2 separate regions of the Homo sapiens genome follow, and region 2 is linked to region 1. Evidence: read pairs that join two places in POLR2A ChIA-PET (ENCODE). Cell type or tissue: GM12878. All regions are shown on one strand. Links, peaks and the distances in the headings refer to the core of each region. The heading gives the core; the rest is flanking DNA.

Region 1 (4,404 bases), core at 255-4,254:
GCAGGGAGGATCCCCTGAAGCAGAGAACTAAGACAGCTATTCCCAAATTTTGATGCTAATAACAATGATCATAAAAATATCAACTGCAACAGCAACTGCCATTTATTGGGCACCAGGCGTTACACTAGGTACTTTACAAGCCTCAGTTAATGTAATCCTTACCGCATTCCAAATAAGTCTACCCATTCTACAGAAGAGGAAAGTAAAGTGGAAATAAGTAAGGTCCCGCAGATAGTATTAATAATTAGACTTGAAACGTGGTCTCTCTTATCCCAAAGCCTAAGAGATCTCTTCATTAGTCAATTGGAGAACAGCAAATCCTAGAATCTTTACTCTACAAAAAACCTTAGAGATTATCCAAAGCAACCTTACATATTACTCAAGAATGTCCCTCAGATTCTGTTTATGCTCTTCTTTTGATAATGAACTCACTGCCCTCAAGGCAGTCAGTCTACTCCTGGACTATTGAGCCAGAAGTATCTTCATTAGCCAGAGTTAAAATCATCTTCCTTGTTAACTTCTACCACATGGATGTTATTCTTGCTCTTTGGAATAACATAGAACAATTCTTTCTCTCTCTCATACATCTTATCAGACATTTGAACCTACTTTCTCCATTGGGTTGACAGTAGGATAAATACCATTAGTTCTCTGTAATTGTCCTCATGTTCACCAAGCACCGCTAAAGCTTGCTGTCTGAAAAATTGCCTTAATTATTTATTTAATTTTCCTATTATTTGTCTGCCTTCTCTGGGCTTGAAGTCCATGACAGCAGGGATAGTGTTTGTCTTGTTCTTGGCTACATCCTCAGCTGCCACTCAATGGGTAGTCAACAATAAATGAATGAATATATCTGTGCCTTCTGGTTCATTCATTCCCTCATTCAATCATTTTTTTCATTCTTCATTCAACATCCAACACTATGTGAGCACTATTTTGCAACAGCAAAAGTATTTGGCGATAAGTTCAGTTAGTCAACAAGCATTTTCCATAATAATAATTATAGCTAACATTTATTAAGAGCTTACCAAGAAATATTTGGGGTATATGCTAGGCATATGTTAGTTATATGAAGTAGGTATTCTTTTAACCCCCTTTTTAGAGATATGAAAAGGGAGGTATAGAGAATGCAGTAACTTCCCCCGGTTTACACAGAGAGTGAGTAGTGAAGAGAAGACTCAAAACCAAGTTTTCGGCCTGGTGTGGTGGCTCACGCCTGTAATACCAGCACTTTGGGAAGCCAAGGCAGGTGGATCACTTGAGGCCAGGGGTTCGAGACCAGCCTGACCAACATGGTACAACCCTGTCTCTACTAAAAATACAAAAATTAGCTGGGTTTGGTGGCATGCACCTGTAGTCTCAGCTACTCAGGAGGCTGAGGCAGGAGAATCACTTGAACCAGGGGGGCGGAGGTTGCAGTGAGCCAAGATTGCAACACTGCACTCCAGCCTGGGCACGACAGAGCAAGACTCCATCTCAAAAAACAAAAAAACAAAACAGAAGTTTTCTGATGCTCCTAACTTGACAGTATACTGCTTCCCATCTACTGAGAGTAAGAAGTGCTTGTTTATGTATTTTTTTACTGCTGTCGAGAAGGAGAGGAAATTCTTAGGAAGCTAATAACAATGTCTCCCATGAGGCTGTAGAGACACAACCACACAATGCAATCAAAACTCCACCCTCAAAATAATTACCTATCAATTACTGAGCAAGAGTATTGATGAAACTCCATGCCCAAGTCACAAGCTGACTTGATTCATGGCATGATCAAAGTACGATTAGGCCCAAAAGCCTGCTTCTTTTTCTTTTTTTTTTTTTTCTTCTAGAAATAGGATCTTGCTCTGTGTCCCAGGCTGCAATGCAGTTGCAGTGGTGCAATCATAGCTCACTGCAGCCTTGAACTCAGGGATCAAGCAATCTTCCTGCCTCAGCCTCCCAAGTATCTAGGACTACAGGCATGCACCACCACACCTGAATAATTTTATTATTATTATTATTATTATTATCATTATTATTATTATTATTAGAGACAAGGTCTCTCTATGTTGCCCAAGCTGGTCCAAACTCCTGGTCTCAAGGGATCCTCCCATATCAGCCTCTCAAAGTGCTGAGATTACAGGTGTGAGCCACAGAGCCCAGCCCAAAAGGCTTCTCGTATGGGGACAACAGATTTCAGCATGGTGGCCAAGGACACAAAGCTGTGGATAGAAAAGAGCAGGCAAGGGTTCTAACTGGGGGTGTCCAATCCAAGCCCAGAGACAGGAAAGGTTCTTTGACAGGTGCGGTTAGAGACTTTGCTGGGTAGAGCCAAAGGACGGCTCTGGGGAAAGTGGAGAAGGGAAAGCTGGAAAGTTAAGAACAACATCTAGCAGGCACAAAAGATTTTCCTTAAAGTAGATCTTGTAAACTAAAATAACTAAGACCTTCAGTTCACGAAACTTTGGAGGACAAATTAGCACTGCCATTAGGTTGAGACTCCAGTATAAAGGGGGAAAAATTCTGCAAGGCTTTGGCTGTCAATGAGGGGAGAGCTCTTCAGCGAAGAAGCCTGTCGCATTGGATTGTGATTATAATCCACAAAGCTCCCCTTCCCCGGGTCAGCTCATTCATTTATAAATAAGAAGATTACTCACTGCCTACATGCATAAACAGCTTTCTGCATCATTCTTGGGGTATTTTCCATAAATGTTTTCTGCATGCCCCTTTTTTTCTTTTTCTCTTCAAATGCTCACCGTGTCTGGGTCAGGAACGTGCCCTTATCAGCCAACTTCAATTAATAGTTCCAAATCAGGTCAGCAATGGCCCCTCTCTTCTCTCTGGCTTCTCCTAAGGGAAGTCCCTTGATTAGGGGTTACAGAAGGCACCAGCAGTGGGGTGCCCTCATGCTCTGTCCTCCTGTCAAGAGCCTGGCAGACAATGGGCAGGTCTTAGGCTGTTAACTTCTGTTTGGAAGGTAGATTTCTTTATCTGCTATGTTCTTTTTCACTTAAAAAAAAAACGCAGTCTGCTAATCCAGCCATTGGTGGTGGCTGATTAATTTTCAAAGTGAATTCAGTTTTAGCCACTTCTACAAATAGACACTTTATTGAGTTGAAGAGTCAAGAAGGGATTGCTATTTAATTGTATTTGATCCAAAGACAATCAGTGGCTTTACTATCTCACCTCTCTGTATTCTCTAATTATGAGCAATATTCCTTCTCCTTGTGTTGACAGAGCACTTTACAATTTTCCACACTCTTCTGCTTATATTCCTGAGGTAATCCTTCCCCACCCCGTGAGGTAAAGTGGGCAGGTACTATCATGTCCACTTGATACAAGGAGAAGTAGAGGCTCAGAGTAAAAGACCCGGTAATCTAGGGGGTGGAGGGTACAAAACACTTGATCCAGCAAGAAGTAGAGGCTCAGGGTAAAAGACAAGAAGGAGTGGGGAGCTGCAAAACCAAACCCAAGGCCCTGACTCCAATTCACATTACTTCCTGTGGTGCCACACCACCAAAGCAAGGGGAAGGAATGCTTGAGTGGTGCCTCAGAGCTCACAGAGCCAATCTGAGTTCAAATTCTGCCTGTGCCTTCTGGAGCCTCAATTTCCACATCTATAAAACAGAGAAGAAATAGTACCTACTCACAGTGCCTGCTTGAGAGGGGGACCTGAAGATCCAATGAGTTGATGCACCTGGAGCTTAGGACAGATCCCAGCAGACAGCAAGTTCCCAGCCACGTGTGCTGCCACCTTTGCCTCTGCCTCAGGACTAAATGCCATTCATTACAGCCTACTTGTTTTCTTGTGTTGCAAGCCCAAAACTTCAAAGCACAATTCACAAACTCTAAGCCCATGACCTTTGTTTTATTTGGGATACAGAGCCTTTCTGGTTTTATTGTCAGCATTTACTAATTGGGAGCATTCACTGAAACATCAAGATATCCCACATTTTGTGAAAATAAAACATCCAGCAATACTAGGTCCACATTCCTGCATAGCAGCTATTAGTTGGGAACCGAAATTAGAAAGGAACTGAATTTGACTTTTTTCGAAAGGTAATATCCATTTATGGGCCCATTTCTAAAGGCCCACTGAGTCTACCTTTACCCCTCTCTCCCTACAGAACCGCCTTCCTCTTATGGTAAAGCTGGGACCTGGTATATTGGTGACTTCCCCTTTATACAAGGCACATGCTCGCCGGTCTGCCCCAGTCCCCACCACTCCCTAATACATTTCTCAAATCTCACCTCCTCGGTTCATTTATATTACTGCCTGCTCAGGTGGCATTTCAATTTGTTATTCTCCAGCATTAAGACAACAATGTGCCCTACTACAAGAAGTGTGTTGTAACATCTTCTAGAGCCAGCTGAATGACTTTAAAGAAGGCACTTGCTGGCACTGTGAATTCTCATATTATTCACATC
Region 2 (4,404 bases), core at 290-4,289, 150 kb before region 1:
GGAATATTTTCTTGGCTGTTGGATTTAGCATATCAACAAGGGAGGCTGGACATACCTTTTCTCAGAGTTTCATTAGCCTGCTAGAATATTTAGAGGTCTGGGCAAGGTAAACTAACTCTCCCATGTTTGTGCTGAAGTAGAGGTACAGGTCCCACTCTGAGTATTGAATTATCTTTTCTCATGATGACATCAACATTGAAACTACAGAGAGCCTCTTTTGTAGTCAACAGTATGGGACACTGGATTTTTATCTCCCTTTGGACAATGAGATTGTGGTTAGCATAACACTGGTAAATCTAACATTAATGCTCTGTCAAAAATTGTTTTATGAAGGCTAGAAAGAGGTTGGAGAGAAAGGAGGTGCATCCAGGAATAGATACAAAAACATTGAAAGAGAAACTGAAATCAATTCTGTAAACAGCAGAAGTCAAAGCATCGTAGTTGTCATTAAGCACCTACCATTATAATATTCAAACAATAAGATATTTCCTGAAATATCAGATCAATTCTTAAAGGAGAGCTGTTCCCAGTGGGGTTTACTTGTGGTCCTCTGTCCGACATCCATTAGACAGGGTCCCTGTCTTTAGTAGCATGGGTTCAAACAAATGATAAGAGAGGAAATAGATTCCATTCTCTCTGTTTACTTTATTACTATTGATTTATGAATTCCCTCTGATCTATTTCCTAACTGGGCAGATAATATACATTTAGTACCAAAGGTAATTATCCAAAATGAATCTAGTTTGCAACTGGGTGATAAAAAAGAGAGAGGAGACTGATAGATTAAATACTTATCATTAAAAAGTATGGCTGATTGTATTAATATAGATACAAGAGCTTTAATATTCTCACTTTACGGCTAGATATAATTTCCTAGACTAATTGTGAGTTCATGTGGACACTTGGGCATATTTTATTTCTACTCTATATTTTATAGCATCATTTTATAGTGCAAATAATAAAAGCATTATATGAAAAAATTATTTCAAAAGTTTTTTTTAAAAATCTACCACTTGCAAAAAAAAATCATTTAGGGCATTTAAAAAAAAATCTTCATAAAGGGATAGAACATTTAGTTACCACAAATTACTATGGTTTTTAAAGCATCAAAGTTAGAGAAAAGAGCAAAGATTGTATCATTATACGAGTATAAATAAAACAACTTAAATTTCTAGCAATAGTGAATGGATAAATAAATATAGTAAATCCACACTGTGGGAGATGATGCAGCCTATTAACATGTTTATGAAGAAATTTTAATGCGTGGGAAAATGCTTATTAGGCTATGTGAAAAAAACAGGATATAAAACTGTGTGTGTGTAAACACATATACAGTATAACCACAAATACGAAGAAAATGTTCATATATATTTGTTATGTATAGAAAAATATGAAAGAAATATACAAAAATCTTTTTAGTGGTCAACTCTGGGTGATGGCTATTGGATGATTTGAACTCCTTAAATTCTATCCTGTTTTTCTCTAAATTTTCTAAATTAGCACATATTATTTTTATATCTAAGCACGTATTAGAGAGACGGGCGAATGAACAACTTAGAATGAATGGAAGGTAGGACACATGTTGCGTTTGCCCCTGGCTCATAATGACCTGAGGGCCATCACATGCCAGGGACTCCTTTACTGATGCCTCTTTGGAACCTCTCCACTTACAGGCAGAGTAAGCTGTCTGCAGAATCCTACCAGATGTGTCCAAGCGTCATACACTCAGGGATCATCACACTTTTAAAAGACATACGTAGTTATAGAAATACCAAAGTACTGAGGAAAGAGTACAGTGGAACAGTTAAGAGGATGAATTCTGGAGTCAGACGGTCTGGCCAGGTTCCTCCACTTGAGTAACTCTGGCAAATGCTTAATCTATGTCTCAGTCTCCTTACCTGTTGAATCAGGACAGTCAAGTGCCTTCCCTATAGAGATGTTCAGGGATTCAATGGGCTAAATATTTGTAAAACACTTAGAAGACTACGTTATACAATAAGTACTTATCCATTAAATGAATACATCTTTAAAATTCTGATAATATTGATCAGAATCAACTTACAAATAAAGAAATGGACATGGCCAAAATATTTATAAAACATTTGAGCATTTGTAAGTTGCTGAGGCAAGGGTGCAATTTCAGTTGAGCTTAAGTCGAGACTCAGGATTGTAGTGGTTTTAGATGGTTTTTTTATACTGCCAAAGATCTGTCCATCCATACATTTTTATCTAGAATGATGTTGATGATGCTAAGGTTCAAGGGAATAATTACTATGTGCAGTACTATTTGTAGTGTTTTGTTCCCCACTCTATATTTAGATTCTAACAGAAGATGTGAAACTAAATAGATACTCAATAAAAGTTTACTGAATGAAAACACAAATGAATGACTTCACCACAGCTGCATCAAGTTGTCTAAATATGATTATATTTCCACAAAGGAGCCATTGTTAAATGAACTTTCCCTCTATTAAGAACTAGGATTGAAGTATCAAATTTCTTAGAATCTAAAACTTTTTACTATTATAACTTAGAAACAATTAGATGGCAAGATTAAAAGGGGAAAAAGTATTTATTCCAAAAAAAAAAAAAAAAAAGCACAGCTTAGGACTTGAATATCTTCAAGGATCCATTTCTTAGGAAATCTATAAAGATGCAGAAAGCTTTAGAAATGGAGATACCAAGACAGCAATGGCAGCACCAATAAACAGAAATAGACGGTTCATCTCACTAGTTCTGTGGTTTTCTCCTACCCAGTAGAGCGTGACAAGAGAATGTTAAAGTAACTGAAATCAAGAACAATACTGGAAATAAGAACAGTCTACAATGGCAAATTTTTACTGTAATACATTTCGTTACTGAGTGAGGGAGGAAAACAACTGTTTTTAGATACTGTCCATTGTTTTCTATACATTTCAAAGCTCCTCTTCACACATGTAACTTTCAAACTGACAGTGGTAACTTTCAGCATTTTGTGGAGATCTTGGCTCCAATGCAGCAAATAAGAAGTGAAATGTCCCACGGTTGTAAAATCTTGATAAGTTATCCGTGTCACATTTTTCAAATGTGGAACTGCTCACACCACACAGATAATTATAGATGACCAGATTGTAACTGTTTTATTGCTTCTTTTTCCCCATAAATTTTAATTTTGGAAAGTTAAGTGAAAAATGTGGTTTCAATTTCCTACAAATTGCACACAATTTGGTTTTAACAAGAAAATAGAAAGAAAGGGTATGTTCTTTAAAGTGAATTATGAACTAGAGTTTGTTTTCGCTCGCTCAACACCGCAAAAATAATAAAGCACAAAATTTAGAAAAGATGCCTTACAAAATGGAAATCATGAACTATAGTAAGAAAGCAGAAAGTAATTTTTTTTTATCTAAACATGATTTAAGCAATCTAACAGGATAATATAATTGAGCTAGTCTTTCTCCCTCTGGTGAAGCAAGCTAGAAGGAAAGGATACCGGAGTAGAAGCCGACAATCTTAATACATGTATAACAGGAAATCTGTTAATAAGAAAAGGCTTTGTGTATCTCCATCTTACTCTCTCCACAACTGTCAGCAACAACAAAAGAACTATTAAAAGCAATCAATTTTGAAACCATTTAAACATATACCTAGAAACACAACAAAACACAAGAATTTATAAAGGAACTTTTAGTGGAAAGAAATTCTAGCCCTCTGATGGGTTCTGGCTATAATCTTAGAGTTAGACCAACATGCTTTCTTGATTCAAGGTAGTGGTCTGCTACAACTAGCATAACTAAAGGCAGGAACCCCATGAAGTGTCTCGACCACACCAAAACCACCAGCTGGAAAGCAAATAAGGAAATCAATCAACCAGATATTTTTTCTCCTTTCTGCCAAAAACTTTGAGTGAATGCACTTTTCTTCATTAAATTGACCACTGCTTTCACCTTTTTAGCAATGTAGACTGTTAGGCAAAATAAATTATTCATTATTCAGGCAAAAACTATTTCATCAAAGTTGTTGATCTTCATTGACCAAATTCTCCATGGCCTATGTTACTAAATAGCACCACCATAGCTTTCTCAAATTTCTACTTCCAAAAATGTTTACTTTCAGACAGATTGTGACGACCACAAAACTTACCTGCATGAGTATTCTATAAACAAAGTTGTTGTAGACCAAATGTTAACATGAGTCCCTGGTAAAATGTTGTAGCCCTAGATTTTTTTTTTCTGGCTAAAATATAGTATTTGCTAATTTTTTTTCTAACTAGGGTTTAAAGTTGCAAGTCTAGAGTGCTTCTGACTGTTAGAACATGAGGCTGGCTTATGAAGGTCCAGTTATAAGCTGGGACTTGGCAAACTTGAAGTATTACCCATTGACTAATACTTCTATTAGTCAAAACTGTAAACTTCTGGTCAACTACAT

Evidence for each region. Peaks named below come from ENCODE experiments on the same cell type or tissue, not always from the same donor. Only the 100,000 strongest peaks of a DNase experiment are listed, where the experiment ranks them.
Region 2: POLR2A ChIA-PET joins it to region 1 with 8 read pairs; 4 of 35 experiments call an interaction of 5 or more read pairs at or near these places.

Annotation. Positions count from the first base shown.
Region 1 is chr5:158,900,615-158,905,018 of GRCh38, forward strand. All of the region lies in intron 6 of EBF1 (EBF transcription factor 1), which reads right to left. Among named protein-coding and RNA genes, the nearest start is that of EBF1, 200 kb to the right of the region's middle. In GM12878, for the core only: no CTCF peak of the experiment used is centred there; no DNase peak of the experiment used is centred there.
Region 2 is chr5:158,749,749-158,754,152 of GRCh38, forward strand. All of the region lies in intron 10 of EBF1 (EBF transcription factor 1), which reads right to left. Among named protein-coding and RNA genes, the nearest start is that of LINC02227, 340 kb to the left of the region's middle. RefSeq lists a silencer at 2,699-2,818. In GM12878, for the core only: no CTCF peak of the experiment used is centred there; a DNase peak (open chromatin) is centred at 2,763; H3K4me3 peaks cover 595 bases.